2 separate regions of the Homo sapiens genome follow, and region 2 is linked to region 1. The links are chromatin loops, found by intact Hi-C in ENCODE. Cell type or tissue: PC-3. All regions are shown on one strand. Links, peaks and the distances in the headings refer to the core of each region. The heading gives the core; the rest is flanking DNA. Region 1 overlaps DCUN1D5 (defective in cullin neddylation 1 domain containing 5). Region 2 has its middle 2.9 kb from the start of MMP10.

Region 1 (4,405 bases), core at 85-4,084:
AATTAATCTGTAATGTCAATGATGCACACTGATTTGTATTACTTGCTTTCTTTGTAGGCAGTATAGTGAAATGGTTCATTAAATGGATGCTAAATATGACTAAATGATCAATTTACAGTGTAGTTGGCACCAAGTAATAAATGCTCAGTAACATAGCTACTATGGCTGTCTTTAAAAGTGGATTGGTTTGACTTCATAGGAAGGACTCTATTTTTAAAAAAGAGAAATATTAAAAAATAAAAAGCCAAAATTCTATGATGTCTTATTACATTGAGTCTCTTAAATCAGTTTTTTTTTAATTAAGTAGCAGGACCCTATTGCAAAATAAGTTTTACCTAGAAGCACAGTATTTAAAACAGAAAGCTAAAATACTCTGGTTAAGTGGGAAGCTCCCTGTCTTCCTCGCTGCTAGTATTATTTCTGAAAAACCTCAAAGGAACTCCTTGCTCTCTGAATAGCAGGTTTTAAAAACCACTACTTGCACATTTGCACCTTGACATCAAACATGTGAACAAAGTAATAGAGTGAGAAAACTGAATTTCTATTTAGGAATTTCTATTTTATTCTCTCTATAAAAAGCCAAGAAGTGGTTGGTGTTTGGAATAACATGAAAAATATTCCAAGTATCTTTGGAAATACTTACACTAGAACTATAAGGTTTATGATAATTCTATCTTAGATTCATTATCTAGAGCTGGTCTAAAAAAGGATGATATGTAAGAACTACCAAGAGAGACTTGGAGTAGATACAAGAATGAAGGAATGAATCAATATCCAATAAATATCCATAGGCCCAGGCTTTGCTATGCCCTCTTATTACACAGGATAAAACAGTGTAGTTGTTAGTTTCTACCTTTGAAGATTATGATCCTTAAAAAGGAAACAGCTCTGTGAACAGAGACCATGTTATTCATAGGTGTTCCTCACTTGTTTCCACCACATAATAGGTATTTAATGAATGAAAAAATTCACGTCTCTCTTTGATCCTAGACTGCAAGTTACTTAAAAGAAATGGACCGTATTTTACTTATCTCTCATGGCCTGCAAATTGAGTTTGCTTACTGAATTAATGAATGAATGACCAATTGTACACATATGTCTGTAAAACGTTTACATATCCACATTCCCATTAGACTGAGATTCTTGAGGGCAGAAACCATGTCTTCAGCTCTCAGCATGGTGCCTGACTCATGGTAGGTTGTCAAAAGCATTTGCAGAACTGAATAAAACTTACGTTTAAGTAGTACTGGAGCAGTCTCACATAACCGGGCACAGTGTCTTCTAAATAGACACTAAAATTATTTCATAATTAAAGACAGATCTCACTAAGCATTTTCTGAGTTAGTGCCAGTTGAATAATATGACAATAAGCTATAGGAGTTCAGAGGAGAGTGAGTTCTGTGGACTGAAATAGTCAAAGTGGATTTTCAGAGCAGATGAGACGCGATGAAGGCTGGGGCTACTTTGGTGTTTTAAGAACATTAATTAGGCAGCAGGAAAATCTGAGGACAGGGAGACTAGTAAGGAAGGCTGGAAAGAGCCCTGGGTTTGGAGTTCAGAGATCTGTGTTCAGAGTCCTTTGCTTCTTAGTGACTATGTGACCTTGAGAAGATAACTTGAGCTCCCTTTTTCCTCTTCTGTGAGGTAGAGGTAAGATTGATGTGCATATTGATATTGTACTTAAAAGTGTTTGTAAAATGCTAAGTAAAACCTAATGCTATGCTTTGAATGTAGTGGGTTCCAAATATTTGTTTAATGACAAAGAATAAATGATATTGACTAATGAAAATAATGGAGCCACTGGAATGTCACCTCCTGCATCTGCCAGTAAACCTGTTAACACAGGGGTGGCGGGGGGGGGGGGGAAGTAAATATGTGAAGCCACCAAATCTCATGATCAGGAGAAAAACTTTGGAACTCCCATGAGACTCCAAAGTTATGTCACAGGTGAATAAGTCATGAACTTTTCATGCTGATATCATTTCTAAGGTTGCTGCCTTGTCAGAAGAAGCAAACCACAAGATAAACCATGCAGAAAATCTTTTTTTAAAAAAGTTTCCTGAAGGATGGATGGTTCATTTGTTCTGCTTGTCACTTTACTTACTAATGAGTCATTTTTTTCCTTAACCAGTAATTTGTTTTAAATTTGGTCATAAGATGGTATGTTGACTAGTCCAATGTTACAAAATAATTGGAAAAAAGATGACAGACCACCAACTGAATAAGGGAAATCTGGTTCTTGAACTTCCAATGTATGAATTGGTGATGGTAAGCTTAGTCTTTATGATGTAAGATTGGATTTATTGGAACTTCTTTATGTCCAGAAGTTGCAGCACCTTTCTTTGTCTCTGGAATGCCCAAGATCTCTACTGCATCCTGTAGACATGGAGGGTTTCCCCCCTTATTCTGGGTCTGATTATTTTTAAAGAAACACCCTTTCCTTACCCATCATGGAGACACTACTAACCTTGTATATACTTTTATTAGAGTGCTGATAACACCATATTACAGTAGCATACTTACATATCTGTTTTCTTAACTGTGAGCTCCTTGAGAGCAGGGACTGTGTGTTTTTGCTTTTATTTCACCAGTACTCAGAACTATCCACAGTATAGAAAAGCACTCAATAAATGGAATAAATGAAAATGAATAGATAAATAAATGATTTCACTTGTATAAGATGTCCAGTAATCTTTTGTGTATTTTTCTAATTCACTGTATGGCACACATTCTAGTACAACCCTGTTTATAATGTTGACCTACTATTAAAGGAATTAAACAAATGTAAGCCAAGACAAGAAATGCATATTAAAACAACTATGGTATTTTTGCCTTCCAAATTGGCACAGATTTTAAAAATTGATAATGCCCATGTTTGATGACACAAGGAGACAGGAATTGTTATACTTTGCTGGAGGGAATATACATTGGCATAGCCTTTTCTGGAAGTCATTTAGGGAGATACATCCAAAAGCCTTAGTAAGTTTCATATTTTCTCACCCAACAATTCTATGCCTATCATCTTAAAGAATAAATTTTAAAACTTTCAAAAGATTTTTATCATAACATATTTGATAGAAAAAATGAAATAACCTAAATGTTTAAGCATAGAAAATTTGTTGAATAAATTACAGCATATTTATGCAATAGAGTACTATGCCATCTTGAAAAATCCACACTGTATTTTCAAAGGGAGTAAAAGACTGGCTTTAAAGCAGCATATAGATAGGCACAATAGGATACTTGTTTTAAAAATGTGTATGTATAGGTCTGGCACAGTGGCTCACGCCTGTAAATCCCAGCACTTTAGGAGGCCAAAGTGGGCGGATCACCTGAGGTCGGGAGTTTGAGACCAGCTTGACCAACATGGTGAAACCCTGCCTCTGCTAAAAATACAAAATTAGCCGGGCGTGGTGCCACATGCCTGTAATCCCAGCTACTCGGGAGGCTGAGGCAGGAGAATCGCTTGAACCTGGGAGGCGGAGGTTGCGGTGAGCCGAGATCATGCCATTGCACTCCAGCCTGGGCAACAAGAGCAAAACTCCGTCTCAAAAAAAAAAAAAAAAAAAAAAAAATATGTATATATATATATATATATATAGAGAGAGAGAGAGAGAGAGAGAGAGAGAGAAAAGCCTGAAAGGCTGTGTACCAAAATATGAAAAATGTCAACTTACTGGTAATAGAATTACCAGGGGTTTTTAGTTTACGTCACTCTATATAATATGATGAGTATGTATTACTGTTTTAATACAAAAAGTCAATAAAGGTTCTATAAAGAAGGCATACTTTCTCTTTTGCTGATTATATATATCCTCCAATGAAAGAAGAGGGACCAACCTTAAAATATGAATTTTTACCCGGCCCCAGTGTGGCAGACCATTTTCCCTGTTTTTCCCGTTGTCCTTTGTAACTCATAGGATACAGTGGAGGCCTATACAGAAGTAATTGATTCATTCATTCAGGAAATACTTGCTGAGGACCTACAATAGTCTAGGAACTTGGGATATGAAATAAGTGTTGAATTCTTAAAGGCTAATTGTATTGTGGAGTTATTTTTAAAACTGGAAATTTAATAAAGAGTATCTAGGCTAACCTTCTCTCTTTGGAGACAGGGAAAATGGATCCCAAGGAGGTTGCCTAAGATTGGATGTATAATAAATGGCACATCCTAGACTTGAATTCAGAAATATTTCTAGTTGTGCGCTCTTTCTAGTCACTTGGGCCTCTCATTTTGTAAAACTATCATCTGCACAAATACAGATTCTTAAAGTCAGAAGAAATCTTGTCCTTGATGCTTTTATCTGTTCTACAATATCTTTAATAATCCTAATTTGCTTCACTTTGTCTCATAGAATATGTTGTTAACTAAAGCTTCATACCTGTGAATTTTCTATATTAGTCG
Region 2 (4,405 bases), core at 118-4,117, 270 kb after region 1:
CAACTTTTCACTTGTTATGAGTCTGTGTAAAAACCAGTAATTTCCAACAAAAGAAGAAGTTGCAAAATACTGAAGTCAATGTCATGCCATGGTTGACGCAGGATTATATGTATAAGTGTACAACCTTAAAATCAGAGGTCTTTGGGTATTGAAAATTAATAGCTAACCAGTTTTCCCAAGAATTGAATAAACTGGAAGTGAGAAACCGTTAGGCATTTCTCAGTCTTAGTTACTGAAATTGCAATGGATTGTAGACCTGCATTCTGTCTGGATCACATCAGTGCAGCACAGGCCAAGAGGAACTTCAAGTGACAGAACAGATAAACATAGATCAAATGAAGTAGCTGTGTTAGCAGGATGATCAGAGAGTTGGGAGAAAAGAACAAAAGCTAAGGAGATAAATTGAAGGCATGTTCAGGGGTGAGTTCAAGAATGAGAGATAGGCCAGGCGCGGTGGCTCATGCCTGTAATCCCAGCACTTTGGGAGGCCGAGGCGGGCGGATCATGAGATCAGGAGATCGAGACCATCCTGGCTAACACGGTGAAACCCTGTCTCTACTAAAAATACAGAAAATTAGCTGGGCGTGGTGGCGGGCGCCTGTAGTCCCAGCTACTCGGGAGGCTGAGGCAGGAGAATGGTGTGAACCCAGGAGGCAGAGCTGGCAGTGAGCTGAAATTGCGCCACTGCGCTCCAGCCTGGGAGACAGAGTGAGACTCTGTCTCAAAAAAAAAAAAAAAAAAAGAATGAGAGATAAAGAACAGTGTCAAGACATAAAAGAAAAAAAGCTGGGGAAGAACCAAGGTCCAAGCCAAGAGGTTGTTTTAAAACTTTTGTTATTACTATTATTTTAAATATATTTGGGGGGTACAAGTGCAGTTTTGTCACATGGATATATTGCATAGTGTTGAAGTCTGAGCTTTTAGTGTAACTCTCACTGGAACAGAAGACATTGTGCCCCCATTAGATAATTTCTCATCCCTCTTTTCCCTCCCACCCTCTTGAGTGCCCAGTGTCTATTATTCCACACAGTATATCCATGTGTACACATTATTTAGCTCCCACTTGTAAATCAGAACATGCAGTATTTGACTTTCTGTTTCTAAGTTATTTCACATAACGTAATGACCTCCACTTCCATCCATGTTACTGCTAAAGACATTACGTCATTCTTTTTATGGCTGCATAGTATTCCAAACAGTATGAGGATTTCTCAAAGACCAAAAAAATAGAACTACCATTCAACCCAGCAATCCCACTACTGGATATCCACCCAAAGGAAAAGAAATCATTATGTCAAAAAGATACCTGTACTTGTATGTTAATCGCAGCACTATTCACAATAGCAAAGATATGGAATGAAGCCAAGAAGTTTTTGATAAACATCCAAGTTGTAGTCATGAAGGTTTCTTCTGGCAGTTCTGAATAATCTCTTCCCACTTGTTAGCTTTTGATCGTGAGCTTATTATTCAATTTTTCTAATCTCAACTTTGTTGGGTTGTTCTGAAGTTTAAAAATAACTCACATTTAAGAACTGACTACAGTGGAAGCTCAATACCAGGCGTTTCACCTTTCTTTAAGTATGAGCTCTGTATGCTTCCTTGCCTGACCCTATACATACTTCAGTAGGTTTAACAAGTAATGAATTATATAAAGACAAACATAGGACTCACCTGCTCCAGGGCATTAATTTCTACCAGGTGTCATGGTTTAATGCAGGACAAGTTTAAACACTAACATCATTTCTGTGAGGCATGTGCTACCCTATAGGCTCCCAATTATAGTCGTAGCTATTACTACAATGTAAACTTTCATTGTATCATTACCACATAATAAAATCCATTAACAGGATGTGTCAACACTAATAAAGTTATGACTCAAGCGAAAATGGGCATCTCACAGCTTGTCAAATCAGGGCCTAGGGGCATTGTCACAGATTTGTCAGGCCAACAAGCTTTGTCTGTTAAAGGTGTTGGAGTGAAATAAGAAGAGATTTGTTCCCCAGCATAAAGCATACAAAATAACTTTGTGAGTGTGGTTATATCCACCCCATTTTACAGATGACAAAATAATGGCCTGAATTAATTACACACAGTCATGTGTGACTTAACAATGGGGACACATTCTAAGAAACATGTCCTTAGGCAATTTATCCATTGTGCAAACACCATGGATTAAACTTACACAAACCTCTATGGTACAGCCTACTACATGCCTAGACTATGTGGTATAGCCTTTTAAAAATTTCTTGGGGAAAGTTATCCTCCCATCTCAGCCTTCCAAGTAGCTGAGAGTAGAGGTGTCAGCCACCATGCCCAGCAAGCCTATTACTCCTAGGCTACAAACCTATACAGCATGAAATTCTACTGAATACTGGAGGCAATTGTAACATAATAATAAATATTACTGTATCTACACATATTTTAACATTAAAAAATACAATAAAAAGATGGTATTAAAGATAAAAAATGGTACAACTATATAGGGCACTAACCAGGAATGAAGCTTGCCAGACTGGAAGTTGCTCTAAGTGAGTCAGTGAGTGAGTGGTGAGTGAATCTGTACACTATGTAGACTTTATGAACATTGTATGCCTAGACTACACTAAATTTATAAAAGCATTTTTCTTTCATCAATATAAATTAACCTTAGCTTACTGTAGTAACTTTTTTACTTTATAAACTTTTTAATTTAAAACTTTTTTTGACTCTTTTGTAATAACACTTAGGTTAAACACAAACGTTTCACAGAGGTACAAAAATATTTTTTTCTTGATATCCTTATCCTATAAGCTTTCTACTATCTTTAATTTTTTTTATTTTTTAAACTATTTTTTGAGAATGAAGACACAAAACACGAATTAGCCCAGGCCTACACAGGATCAGGATCATCAATATCACTGTTTTCTACCTTCACATCAAGTTCCACTAGAAGGTCTTTCAGGGCAGTAACGCTGATGCAGCTGTCGTTTCCTATGATAATAATGCCTGCATAGGGCAGTAACCATGGAATGCCTTCTGAAGGACCTGCCTGAAGCAGTTTTACAGTTAACTTTTAAAAAAAAGGTACACTCTAAAATAAATGATAAAATGTATAGTAAATGCATAAACAGTCATTTATCACTATTATCAAGAATTATGTACTGTACACAATTGCATGTGCTAGACTTTCGTATGGCAGCACAGTAGGTTTGCTTACACCAGCATCATCACAAACACATGGGTAATGTATTGTACTATGACATTATGTTGGCTACAATGACAATAGCTGATGGGTGCTTATCAGCTCTGTATTAGTTTGTTCTTGCATTGCTATCAAAAATACCTGAGACTGGGTAACTTATAAAGAAAAGAGATTTAATTGGTTCACGGTTCTGCAGGCTATATGAGAACCATGGTGGCACCTTCTTCTGGGGAGGCCTCAGGAAACTTACAATCATGGCGGAAGGCAAAAGAGGAGCCTGCACTTTACATGGCCAGAGCAGGAGAAGAAAGAGAGGGGCTAGGTGCTACACACTTTTAAACATCCAGATCTCATGATAACTCACTCACTCACTATGACAAGAACATCACCGATGGGATGGTGCTAAATGGGCATGAGAAATCCGCCCCCGTGATCCAATCACCTCCCACCAGGCTTCACCTCCAACACTGGGAATGACAGTTCGACATGAGATTTGGGCAGGGACACAGATCCAAACCATATCAAGCTCCATTATAATCATATGGGACCACCATCATATATGTGGTCCATTGTTGACTGAAACATTATACAGTGCCTGACTGTACTTGCTCAATGTCCAGCTGACTTTATTTGAGTCTAGTTGTCAGTCCTTCTCCCTCTGATATTCAAGCTGATGTCACCACACTGTAGAGCAAACTCTTTGGCAACAGTAAGTCACAAGTTGACTTGGCTGGCTCAGTGTATATCCCAGTTTCTCTCCAACTCTGGCTTGGAAGTCTCAGAGCCTCTTGGTTCCTGGAAGTCTCACCTGTCCAGGCTACCTTAAGTAGGGTGGGGATGGTGGGCGATACTGAAAAGATCATTCCTACACACTTATTATTTTAATCTCTCATCACTTTGCAATTATGTACTTCAGACATGGTAGAGTTAATTTATCTTTAGTGAGAGAAAAATATAGTTCTTTACTATAAGAATTTCAGGGTTCTTTATATTAACAGGTTAATTTGACAAAACAGTTATTGCAGACTTACTGTGTTACTGCGTAAAAAGCACTTTATTTGGCTGAGAAAACAAGAAAGAAAATACTATTTGTGGGCAGGGGTGGATCGTTAGACATGTGAAAGAAAGGGAGGATTTGAAATCATTTCCCATTACAGATCTCAATCCATCTCCTCCTTTGTACCTTAAGAGGAGAAAGAAAGGGGGAAAAGAATTTTTAAAAGC

The links. Hi-C counts contacts between places; a loop is a spot of excess contacts. Peaks named below come from ENCODE experiments on the same cell type or tissue, not always from the same donor. Only the 100,000 strongest peaks of a DNase experiment are listed, where the experiment ranks them.
Region 2: a loop joins it to region 1, with 8 times the contacts of the local background. A loop is called at or near these places in 3 of 110 quality-filtered maps.

What each region holds. Positions count from the first base shown.
Region 1 is chr11:103,048,962-103,053,366 of GRCh38, reverse strand. It overlaps DCUN1D5 (defective in cullin neddylation 1 domain containing 5), which reads left to right. Exons shown (of 8, transcript NM_032299.4): 8 at 1-2,681. Among named protein-coding and RNA genes, the nearest start is that of DCUN1D5, 41 kb to the left of the region's middle. In PC-3, for the core only: no CTCF peak of the experiment used is centred there; no DNase peak of the experiment used is centred there; H3K27ac peaks cover 388 bases.
Region 2 is chr11:102,781,331-102,785,735 of GRCh38, reverse strand. It overlaps the pseudogene WTAPP1. Among named protein-coding and RNA genes, the nearest start is that of MMP10, 2.9 kb to the right of the region's middle. In PC-3, for the core only: no CTCF peak of the experiment used is centred there; a DNase peak (open chromatin) is centred at 1,785; H3K27ac peaks cover 1,681 bases.